2 separate regions of the Homo sapiens genome follow, and region 2 is linked to region 1. The links are chromatin contacts, found by Hi-C or POLR2A ChIA-PET in ENCODE. All regions are on one chromosome and are shown on one strand. The core of a region is the stretch at or near the end of the contact, and the rest is flanking DNA. Distances in the headings are between cores, read along the strand shown. Region 1 overlaps CSTPP1 (centriolar satellite-associated tubulin polyglutamylase complex regulator 1). Region 2 overlaps CSTPP1 (centriolar satellite-associated tubulin polyglutamylase complex regulator 1).

Region 1 (4,896 bases), core at 2,276-4,775:
TACATAGTATAAATATGGAGATGGAAATCTTTGTCAGTTTTTAGAAAAGGAGCATTAATAATTTCATTTTGATACATGTTAATCATCAGAATTAATTTTGATTCAAATAAATCCATAAAATATGAACTTCATTAATTCATCCTTGGAGAAAAAAAGAGATTCCAATAGTGCATACCCGTTTTTTTTTTCTTTTTTCTTTTCTTTTACTTTAAGTTCTGGGATACATGTGTAGAACGTGCAGGTTTGTTACATAGGTAATAGTGCATATTCCTAAATAACTTAAAACGTAACTCTAATGAAAACAATCCATGATTATAAAATATGTATCATTTCTTGTTATTTTTTTTTTCAGACAGGTGCTTTAAGCCCTATGAAAAGATGACCCACTTCTTTCCTACATAATCTATAACAATCAGGGCATAAACATTCATTCTAAAGGTGACAGATTTTTTAAGGATCATTCACCATCTAGAGTTTAAATAATGTTGTTTGGGGTTCTTCTTGTGTCCATGGTAACAGAGGAGCAGGTGTGAGGCAACAAGAAGCACATCAGAACAAACCAAGACTTCGCTGATTTCCAGCTTGTAGCTCTGAATGAGAGATGGACTTGAGACTTCTTTGGGCCATTTCTGCTCATGTTTTCTCTACTTATTTACGTTAAATTGAGCCAAAATGTGGTGTGGTAAAGTAATGGTGACTAATCCTATTATAGACTTCTTCAAAAGGGGTAATGCTTCCCCCTTTACCCACCCCCTCCCCTGACTTTTTTCCATAGTTCAGTTCTTAGCTGTTAAACATTGTAACAGAAAATTACCCGTTTCTCATTGTCAGCATCTGGTTTCCCACAGACTCAGATAATTGTCAGGAAGAGATTTGCCTTCAGTTAAAGCAACCCTATCCCCACTGTTACTAGGCCAGGCACCTCTGTTAGACCATCATAGAACCAAATCTATAGAGGATTCTTTCTGGCTCTTTTCTGTATTACTAGAGGTATGCTATAGCAAAAAGACTACAGGGAGCCATGGTGGTGAGTTAAGAGTCAAAATCTGTTTTGAAACTTAAAAATCCAGGGTCATTGAGGATGCAAGAAGTTGCCTGTTTTTGTAGAATCCATCTCACTTCTTCAGTCCCTTTGTATTATGGTTACAGGAAACTATCCAGCAGCACTTGACCTGGTAATGGAGGAAGCTATTTCACAGCCCACTGGTCCCTTGACTCGTTTAGAAGTCAGAGTCAAAGGTTACAGAAGTAATAATTGGGCCCAGATTCTCCCTGTCAGGAAAGACCTTGTTCCCCCCACCCCACCCCCTGCCTTCTACAAGTTAAGAGAAACTTATCTGTTATAAAACCATTCAATAAGAGGAAATGAAGAAACACCATCCTTGGCTGAAGTGTTCTCAAGCCCCAATGATACTATTTCTGTTTTCATGGGAGCTGCTTTTGCAGCTAGCTAGTATAAAATTTAGGTCTGATTTTTTACATTAAAATATCTCCCCTTAGATAAATAACTTGATTTATTTCAATCTATAAATAATATGAAGGATCTTTATTTGGTCCAAGCCCTGATATTCCTTCACACCACCACTCTGATAATTCCCTGAATACTTGTCTGGCAATCAAGTACACTCACACGAGTCTTAATTAACAAGTGTTATGCCATTAGCAATGTAAAGTCAGTCATCAAAAGTTAAGAAACTAGGCCAGATTATAGGCTCACACCTATAATCCCAGCACTTTGGGAAGCCAAGGTGGGAAAATCACTTGAGGCCAGGAGTTTGAGGCCATCCTGGGCAACACAATGAGACCCCTGTCTCTACAAGAAGAATAAGAAGTTTAAAAAGCTTTACTTCACCAGCAACAGAACAATTTAAAATTTTCAGTGCTTTTAATTTCTTCCATAATTTGCTCAGAACTCTAGCAGATCAATCTGTGGTGCCATTGGCACAGGCTTGGCACTGGAGTAGGAAAGAATGACACAATTTGGCACCTTTAACCAGAAGATCTTTAATGAGCTGGCGTGGGGGTGGAGGGGACAGAGAGGAAGGAAGGACAGTTAGGATTTTGGCAGTAACACAAAGGTTCTTCTTCCCTGAGAAAAGTGAAATGAAAGTCAAATGAAGCTTCACTCTGCTTTTAGAATTTGCTAAGATGTTTGTCTGTCTCTCAGCTCCCGGCCCCCTTGCAGGTGCATCATTATAGTCAGTGACTTCTCCAAAAAACAAATTGTCTCTCAGGATCCTTCAGGAGGGGTCATATCTAACCAATTTCTTGTCTGAGGACATAATTGTGATTCCCTTCTTCAACTATCAGATGCAATGCTACCAGCACTGCAGAAACTGTCTTATCAGAAAGTGGCACAAATGTGTACATTTCTTCTAGGTCACAGTTCTAGTATTGCTGAGTTCTGGGGCTGCAACAATAGATAATACTACAATGAGAGATGTTTGGGAAAAGCATTGTTTCCTGGGTGGCCGTAGAAGCAGACTTGAAATCATCCCTTTGTCATTAAATAATATCAACAACAAATGTCTTTGTTGATGTCATTGTATTGTAATTTTCTAGGTCTAGATTATTGCTAGGGATGATAATACCTATCTTCTAGGGTTGTTATGCAAATCACATGAAATTACACATGCAAGATGTCTGGCTATATATAATTCATCTTCATTGTGTGTTGTTCTCCTTAAGCTCCACTTTTCTGGGATTTTTGTATCTCTGTGGATCTGGATAGTCTTCCTTTTCTCTCTCTTTAAATGGCATCAGAGTTGAAGATCTTGAGGACTTTTTAGTCTCTCTTTTGTTTTTTGTTGTTGTTGTTGTTACTGGTTTGTTTTTGTTTTTGTTTTTTTGTTTTTGTTTTTTTTTTTTGAGATAGTGTCTCACTCTGTCACCCAGGCTGGAGTTGTAGCACAAACATGGCTCATTGCAGCCTTAACCTGGGCTCAAGCAATCCTCCTGCCTCAGCTTCCCATGTAGCCATGACCACAGGTGCGTGCCACCATACCCAGCTAACTTTTTTTTTTCTTTTTTATAGAGACGGGTCTCATTTTATTGCTCAAACTGGTCTTGAACTCCTGGGCTCATGTTATGCTCCTGCCTCAGCCTCCCAAAATGCTAGAATTACAGGTGTGCGCCACTGTACCTGGCCTCTCTTACTTTCTATAACACTTCTTTCTTGCCCTGTATTTTGTGTACGTTTTTGGAGACTAAAACATTCAATGATTGCCTGCATGACTCTTAACCACTTCACTCATCATTTAGTTCATTCACAGAATAGCCTAAGAAAGCTTTTCTATCTTTGTTTTCTTTGCATATGCCATTTTCTCACTTCCTGTCTTTACCCCCTTTCCTCTAGATACAGAATTTTAAAACTCAAGGTGTAGTGGGAGACTTGAGTCAGTCAACTCTATCCAACTTGTGTTGTTCCCACTCTTAGCTCTAGCAGTACAGTGATGGGCTCAGGGTAATGAAAAGCAGACTTTCTCTGCTGAGGTCATTGCTCCTCATGCTGGCAGCCTGCTCCAGGAAGCTGTTTATCTATGCTTGCAGAGCCAAGCTCCAGCCTCTGAACAGTTGGAATGTATTGAGAAACCACAGAGCCCAAAGAGAGAACATTACACAGGCAGTTCCAGGCAGGGAGAGTATATTTACACCAGACAAACTGCAGCTTACATGTGTGGGGATAATTGTTCATCTGCACACTCTCATACTTTACCTTCTATGCAATCTATATACCCTCTCAAGAAGGTTTAACCAGGAGAACTTGTACTGCTATGTCCAAATTACCCTGAACATCCCCTAAAATGTCATAAGGAAAAAGAGATACTACAGAAAATTGATGTAAAAACTTTTTAAGATAGTGGTTTTTTTGTTTTTCTGAGTCAAATTTTATGTTTAGAATCTTAGACCATGTAAGCCTGATCACTAAAGCATTCAAAAACACTGTTTCTTGCATGGAAATGTTTTTCTTCATCCCTTTACAAAAATATTAAGTATTGTTATAGAGCTTCAAATGTGCTCTATATTAATAGGAATATAAGATATGGTCACTTCCCTGTAAGATGTAATCTGGTTAAAGAGGTAAAACTCATTGAATAACGAACAATTACAGAGCAATACAAGACCTTATATAATGGCATTAAGTTATATGGCCCAGTACACTGAGAATTGAGAGTAAGGAAAAATAATGGCTATTAGTTAAGTAAAATTAGTTGAGTCTTATAGAGGAGTTTGTCTTAATTTTGGAAAGGAAGGTAGAGTTTGGATAAACAAAACAGAAAGGAGACATATTTTGCAACATGAAAGCACCATAACATAGTGGTTAAGAACATGGACTTTGGAATCAGATAGGTCTATGTTAGAGGGCCTGCCACTTTCTGGTATGAGATCTTGGGCAGATTGCTTACCTCATCTATAAAATAGGGAGACTCATATATAAAATATAAAATTCCATGTTACATAATTGTTGGAATGATTAAATGAGTTAATGAAAGTAAAGTGCTTGGCATTTCACTTAAGATACAATAAGTGTTGAATTAATTAGTAGCTACTGCTACTACTGTTGTTCACTCATTCATTCAATATATATTTATTGAGTGCCTACGTCTTAGCGTTCTAGATACTAGGGATATAGCAGTGAAAAAAACAGACCAGAAATTTCAACTCTTATGGAGCTTCCATTCTGAAATTGTTTTCATTTTACCTTTTTAGAATGTGTGTGAATAATTTTGGACTTACATAAAGTTTAAAAAAATCTATATATGGAGTTCCCACATCCATTTCATACAGCTTCTACTAATGTTAACATTTCCTGTATCCATAATATAACTGCCAAAATCAAGAACTTAACATTAATTCAAAACTATTAACTAATCTATACGTCTTATTTACATTTTC
Region 2 (4,736 bases), core at 1,035-3,534, 100 kb after region 1:
CTCCTGGGCTCCGCTCACTGAAGAGGAACGATTGAGTCCTTTCATTTCCTGGGCAGCATCCCTCTCACTCATTGCTCACTGTAGTATAAAGGTCTGTAGAACCTTTGTTAGAAACAGGATCTTTTGTTCTGTCCTTATGAGGTCCCATTACCTACAGCACCTTGATCTGTTGGAGTCTAATTATTTAATGTTCTTGTCTTTTGAGCTACCTGAACCTAATGAATGCAGTCCACTCTATCTCAGGGAGTTGTTTTGCTTTGGTTTTTTGCCTCTATTTGGCACCAGTTTCCTGTTTGGACAGTATTGCCTTTTATTTTCATGGTTTTTTTTCAAGGAGTTTGTCCAGGAGAGAAGGAGACATCCACCTGAAACCTACTCTGTGAAGCAAATGAATATGTTTTTTCTATTAGAAGATTCTCCTAAAATGTTCTGAAGTTTGTTCATATCTGGGAATTGAAGCACATTGAATTAAGAAAGAATTACTTCCTCCACCTCCACCCCTGCAATAGAGATTTATACTGGACAAGGTGGCAAAAAAAAATTAGGGGGAAACTGCTCGGTACAATTCCCCCCCAGTTCCCTTGGGGCAGCAGCGTGCTGCACATGAGGAATCACTGTACCTTGTTCCCCTGGCAGTGATACTTCTCTGTGGCCAGGCAAATACAGTAGTCCAGGCCTTCCACAACTTCTGCATGTGCGCATGTGCGCACACACACACAGACGCTCAAAACCATACCCCTCCTGGGCATCCCCTTAATAGAGGCATCCAGTATATTGCAAAGGTACTCATCACTATACACAGTGCAAATACTCAGCACTCGTTTATAGCAAACCCAGTATGAATAATTAGCAATAGTTTGGGATCTGGCACAACCCTTAATTACCACAACTAGAGGCCAGAAAATGAAATCAGGGTCATATATCTGAGGTTAGAACTCTAGAATCTGTCTGGCATCCTATAGCCCAAAGCACCACAGGGAGGTACACCTTGGAGCAATGGGAGCACTGTCATCCAGGAGACACTGTCCCCTCACTTTCCTCCAAAACCAGCACAGCTGTTTGCACGAGGGCTATCTGCCGTATATACAGTGAGACTAAGATATATATACACACCCTGGCGCTTCGCCTGATTTCTTCTGTGAAGTCCATCTGTTTATCCAGTTCCAGATCCCAAAAGGCAGTCACCAAAAACTAAATAGTGAGAAGGGACAGGCTTTTTTTTTTCTTTTTTGATAAACATGTTACAGTGAACAAAACAGATTTTGCAAACACATTCCATCTAGTAAATCTTACCTCACAGCTGTGTGAGAAGAGCTTGGAGGAGAGAAGGATGGGGAGCAGGAGGGTCTCAGGACTTGATTGGAGAATTAGAAAGTTCAGAAACCCACAAGGGTGGGACAGTTCAGTACTATCTACTTTTTTTTTTTTTTTTTTTTGAGATGGAGTCTCACTGCGTCGCCCAGGCTGGAGTACAGTGGCACAATCTCAGCTCACTGCAACCTCGGCCTCTTGGGTTCAAGCGATTCTCTTACCTCAGCCTCCTGAGTAACTGGGATTACAGGCGCCGGCCACCATGCCTGACTAATTTTTGTATTTTTAGTAGAGACAGGGTTTCACCATGTTGGTCAGGCTTGTCTTGAACTCCTGACCTCAAGTGATTCGCCCACCTCACCCTCCCAAAGTGCTGGGATTACAGGCGTGAGCCACCGCCCCTAGCCTATCTACTTCTTATAGGGTGATAATTGGCCTTTTCCCTTCATTCTAGCCCCTCATCCTAAACCTGGAATCTGTGATGGGCTCACCAAAAATGAAGATCTGGCTGCAGACTTTGGCTTCTTTCACTGAAAAGCTGATCTAGCCAGACTTTATCTTCAAAAGACAGGCCCTGCACTTCTGATGTTCCCTGAGCCTCTCCCACTGAGCCTACTCTCGTCCACTGTAGCCATGATGCTCTCTGGATTCAGACAATGGTGTGTTGTCCCAGAACACTGTATCTGGCCTGTCTGTGCTTCACATCTACCCCTTTGGCTAGGAAAATGAGGGACAGAGCTCACATCAGTAACTTGGATTCTGAGGACCGAGGACAAGCAGAAGAAATTGACCTTTTGCCTCAGAGGTGGCTGGATGTTTGTGTGTCTCTCTTCGATGTCAAATTGGCTCACTGAACCACTCAAGAGTTGTTTTTTAAAAATGTTCTGCTCACTCCTCATTTGCGGGTCAGATGCTTTGGATAATCCAGTGGAATTCTCTCTGCTTCACTGCTGGTTGCTGCCAGACACAGAGTGCTAAATCCTGTCAGTCGGTGACTTGAAATGATGATGTGTGAAACAGTGCTGCGATTTGGACATCCTGCACTCATTTGCATGGACTCCTTTGCCAGTTAACCACAGTAGTGAAATGGGGCAGCCTGGGGCAGCTTCCACAGCCCTTGCCTTATCTTTCCTCAGTGTCCCCACCCTCCCCCATGGCAGTATGTAGCTCCAGTAATTGGTAAGGCTTGGAATTCTGTTTCATTTAATATTATTCCCTTCCTAGGCATCATAGAGCAATTTCTTTAACATGCTAGATTGCAACATGCCAGAGACAGAGAAATAGCATTTGTGTGCAGAATGGAGAGGCGGGAAGCAAAACACTCTTGTTGCTGATTCCCATCTCCCGGTCTTTGCCCTTCCTTCTTTCCCTAGATTGCATGGCTGGCTGATTCTCATCTGGTGAGTTCTCAGCTCAAATGGTACGTTCTCAAAGATGAGCCTGGCACAGCCATCTCATGTGGTCCCACCCTCAGTCACTGTGTATCACACCACCCTGCCTGATTTATGTCATTGCTCTCCTCACTTCCTAAAAGTATTTCTTTCTTTGTTACTTTTTATTCTCTGTCTCCCCAACCACTGCCTCCACACATACACACTAGAATGTAAGTACCATGAAAATAGGGATTTTTATCTGTCTTATCCCTTGCTGTTTCCCCAGAATCTAGCACAGTCCCTGGCATACCTTTGACACTTAGTATATTGACTAAATAAGTAGCTAAGAATGTAGCAATTAAGAACTTCTAAAGCAAATATCCATGGTTACTATCAGGAAATAGTAAAGGCAGACAGACAGAGAGTTTGAGGAATGGAATGAGAAGACATGATTTCTTATACTGATTTTAATAATGGTCTTAATTACAAATTGAATACGTTAAGTCAAAGATCACAATATCGAGTCGCTCTTCATTTCTTCTGACTCAGACTAAACTGCCCCTTATTGAGTAGGTTAGGTCAGGGTCATAGAGACCAAGTACTACAAACTTCCTGGCCAAACTGGCATAATTGATGCCACAAAGTATGCCCACTTCCAGATTTCCACTGGGTGGTGCCTGGCTTTGCTTTCCTTAGGGCAGTTGCCAGAAGAAACTGGCACAATTTAAAGCAGTTTAAAGCCCAGCCTGGGTATCTTCATCTAGCCTTTATTATATTCTTGCCTGCCTCCAGTTCCCAAAAAGACTGCATTCCTGTCTGCAACTCCAGGGCCCTGAAGCCCCTTCAGTCATGAAAGCCATGGAGGTGGGTTAGCCCTGATCCACCCAGCGTGAGACAGTATGACCAAGAGAACACATCTTTTTTTTTTTTTTTTTGAGACAGAGTCTAGCTCTGCCGCCCAGGCTGGAGTGCAGTGGCGCAATCACGGCTCACTGCAAGCTCCGCCTCCCGGGTTCACGCCATTCTCCTGCCTCAGCCTCCCGAGTAGCTGGGACTACAGGCGCCCGTCACCACTCCTGGCTAATTTTTTTGTATTTTTTTAGTAGAGACGGGGTTTTACTGTGTTAGCCAGGATGGTCTCGATCTCCTGACCTCGTGATCTGTCCGCCTCGGCCTGAGAACACATCTTTAGTCCAGCAGATACATGGCACTCATCTCCTCAAGAGTCCTTCACCCAAACGAGAATTATTAGCTTCTCAGAAGTTATCCTTTGTCTTGTTGGGGCAAGATCTGTGCCTAGTGTCAAGAGAGAGATGTTAAAGATTAAAGAGCCTCCACCAGGAAAGGGAATGGTTTTGCCTGAATCTCTTAATTTGTTTTTCCCCGCTACGAGTGCATTCATGTTGCTGGGCTCCCTGGCTTACTCCCCGGTGGTTTGTAGTCATTTTCATCATGACTTTGCGGTTGCATTGATATCAGAATGAGTTTCGACTGCTGTACGTGATGCTTCCATGCTCCATTGCTTTCTCTCTTATGTTGCTAACGACTCTCCTGTTGGCTTCAGCCCTTAGCCAAGCCCACCCCACTCCACACCCCACTCCTTCCCTGTCTTTTATTGATGCTATGTTGACTTTGCATGCCTCAGTTAGTTCAGTTTTCTGAGCACCTGCAGAGAATTAACCATCTCTGCTTGCTGCTGCGGATCACCTAGGCCTTTGATCTGTTTGATTTCTGTACTTCTAAAAATGTTGAAGGACTCTCTAACCCCACCAAAGTACATAAATGGTGCTACAGTTCCTGTAGCCTGACCTCCTCCAGACTAGCTCTGCTTAGGGAACAGAAGATCTTCATGTAAATACAGATGTAGATACCATTTATTAAATGTTTTCTATGTACGATTTTACTGTTCTAAGCACTTAATGTGAATATTTCATTTAATCTTTGCTTATAGAGCTAAAAGGCCATATACATGAACTGGCCCATTATTTCTCTAACCTCATCTCTTCTTCCTTTCCCTCTTATTCTTTTGGCTCCTGCCATGTTGGTTTCCAT

What was found. Hi-C counts contacts between places; a loop is a spot of excess contacts on that map. ChIA-PET counts read pairs that join two places held with the same protein, here RNA polymerase II (POLR2A). Pooled maps may share reads with other maps.
Region 2: a map of OCI-LY7 shows a loop between it and region 1 (5-fold over the local background). The contact joins two enhancer-like sites. A Hi-C loop is called at or near these places in 2 of 168 maps with a recorded cell type or tissue (OCI-LY7 and dorsolateral prefrontal cortex), 2 of 37 single-sample maps with no recorded cell type and 5 of 50 pooled maps. POLR2A ChIA-PET finds 5 or more read pairs at or near these places in 1 of 52 experiments (OCI-LY7).

What each region holds. Positions count from the first base shown.
Region 1 is chr11:47,001,331-47,006,226 of GRCh38, forward strand. The region is part of intron 2 of CSTPP1 (centriolar satellite-associated tubulin polyglutamylase complex regulator 1); the gene reads left to right. It overlaps LOC124902670 (a long non-coding RNA gene), which reads left to right. Exons shown (of 2, transcript XR_007062665.1): 1 at 1-4,896. Among named protein-coding and RNA genes, the nearest start is that of CSTPP1, 67 kb to the left of the region's middle. RefSeq lists a silencer at 3,470-3,549. Within about 2 kb of position 3,526, at least 14 of the 41 ENCODE cell types and tissues checked have a DNase peak (open chromatin) inside an H3K27ac peak, as active enhancers do; they include OCI-LY7 and dorsolateral prefrontal cortex, where a contact is called at or near this core.
Region 2 is chr11:47,107,289-47,112,024 of GRCh38, forward strand. The region is part of intron 3 of CSTPP1 (centriolar satellite-associated tubulin polyglutamylase complex regulator 1); the gene reads left to right. Among named protein-coding and RNA genes, the nearest start is that of ARFGAP2, 67 kb to the right of the region's middle. Within about 2 kb of position 2,285, at least 2 of the 41 ENCODE cell types and tissues checked have a DNase peak (open chromatin) inside an H3K27ac peak, as active enhancers do; they include OCI-LY7 and dorsolateral prefrontal cortex, where a contact is called at or near this core.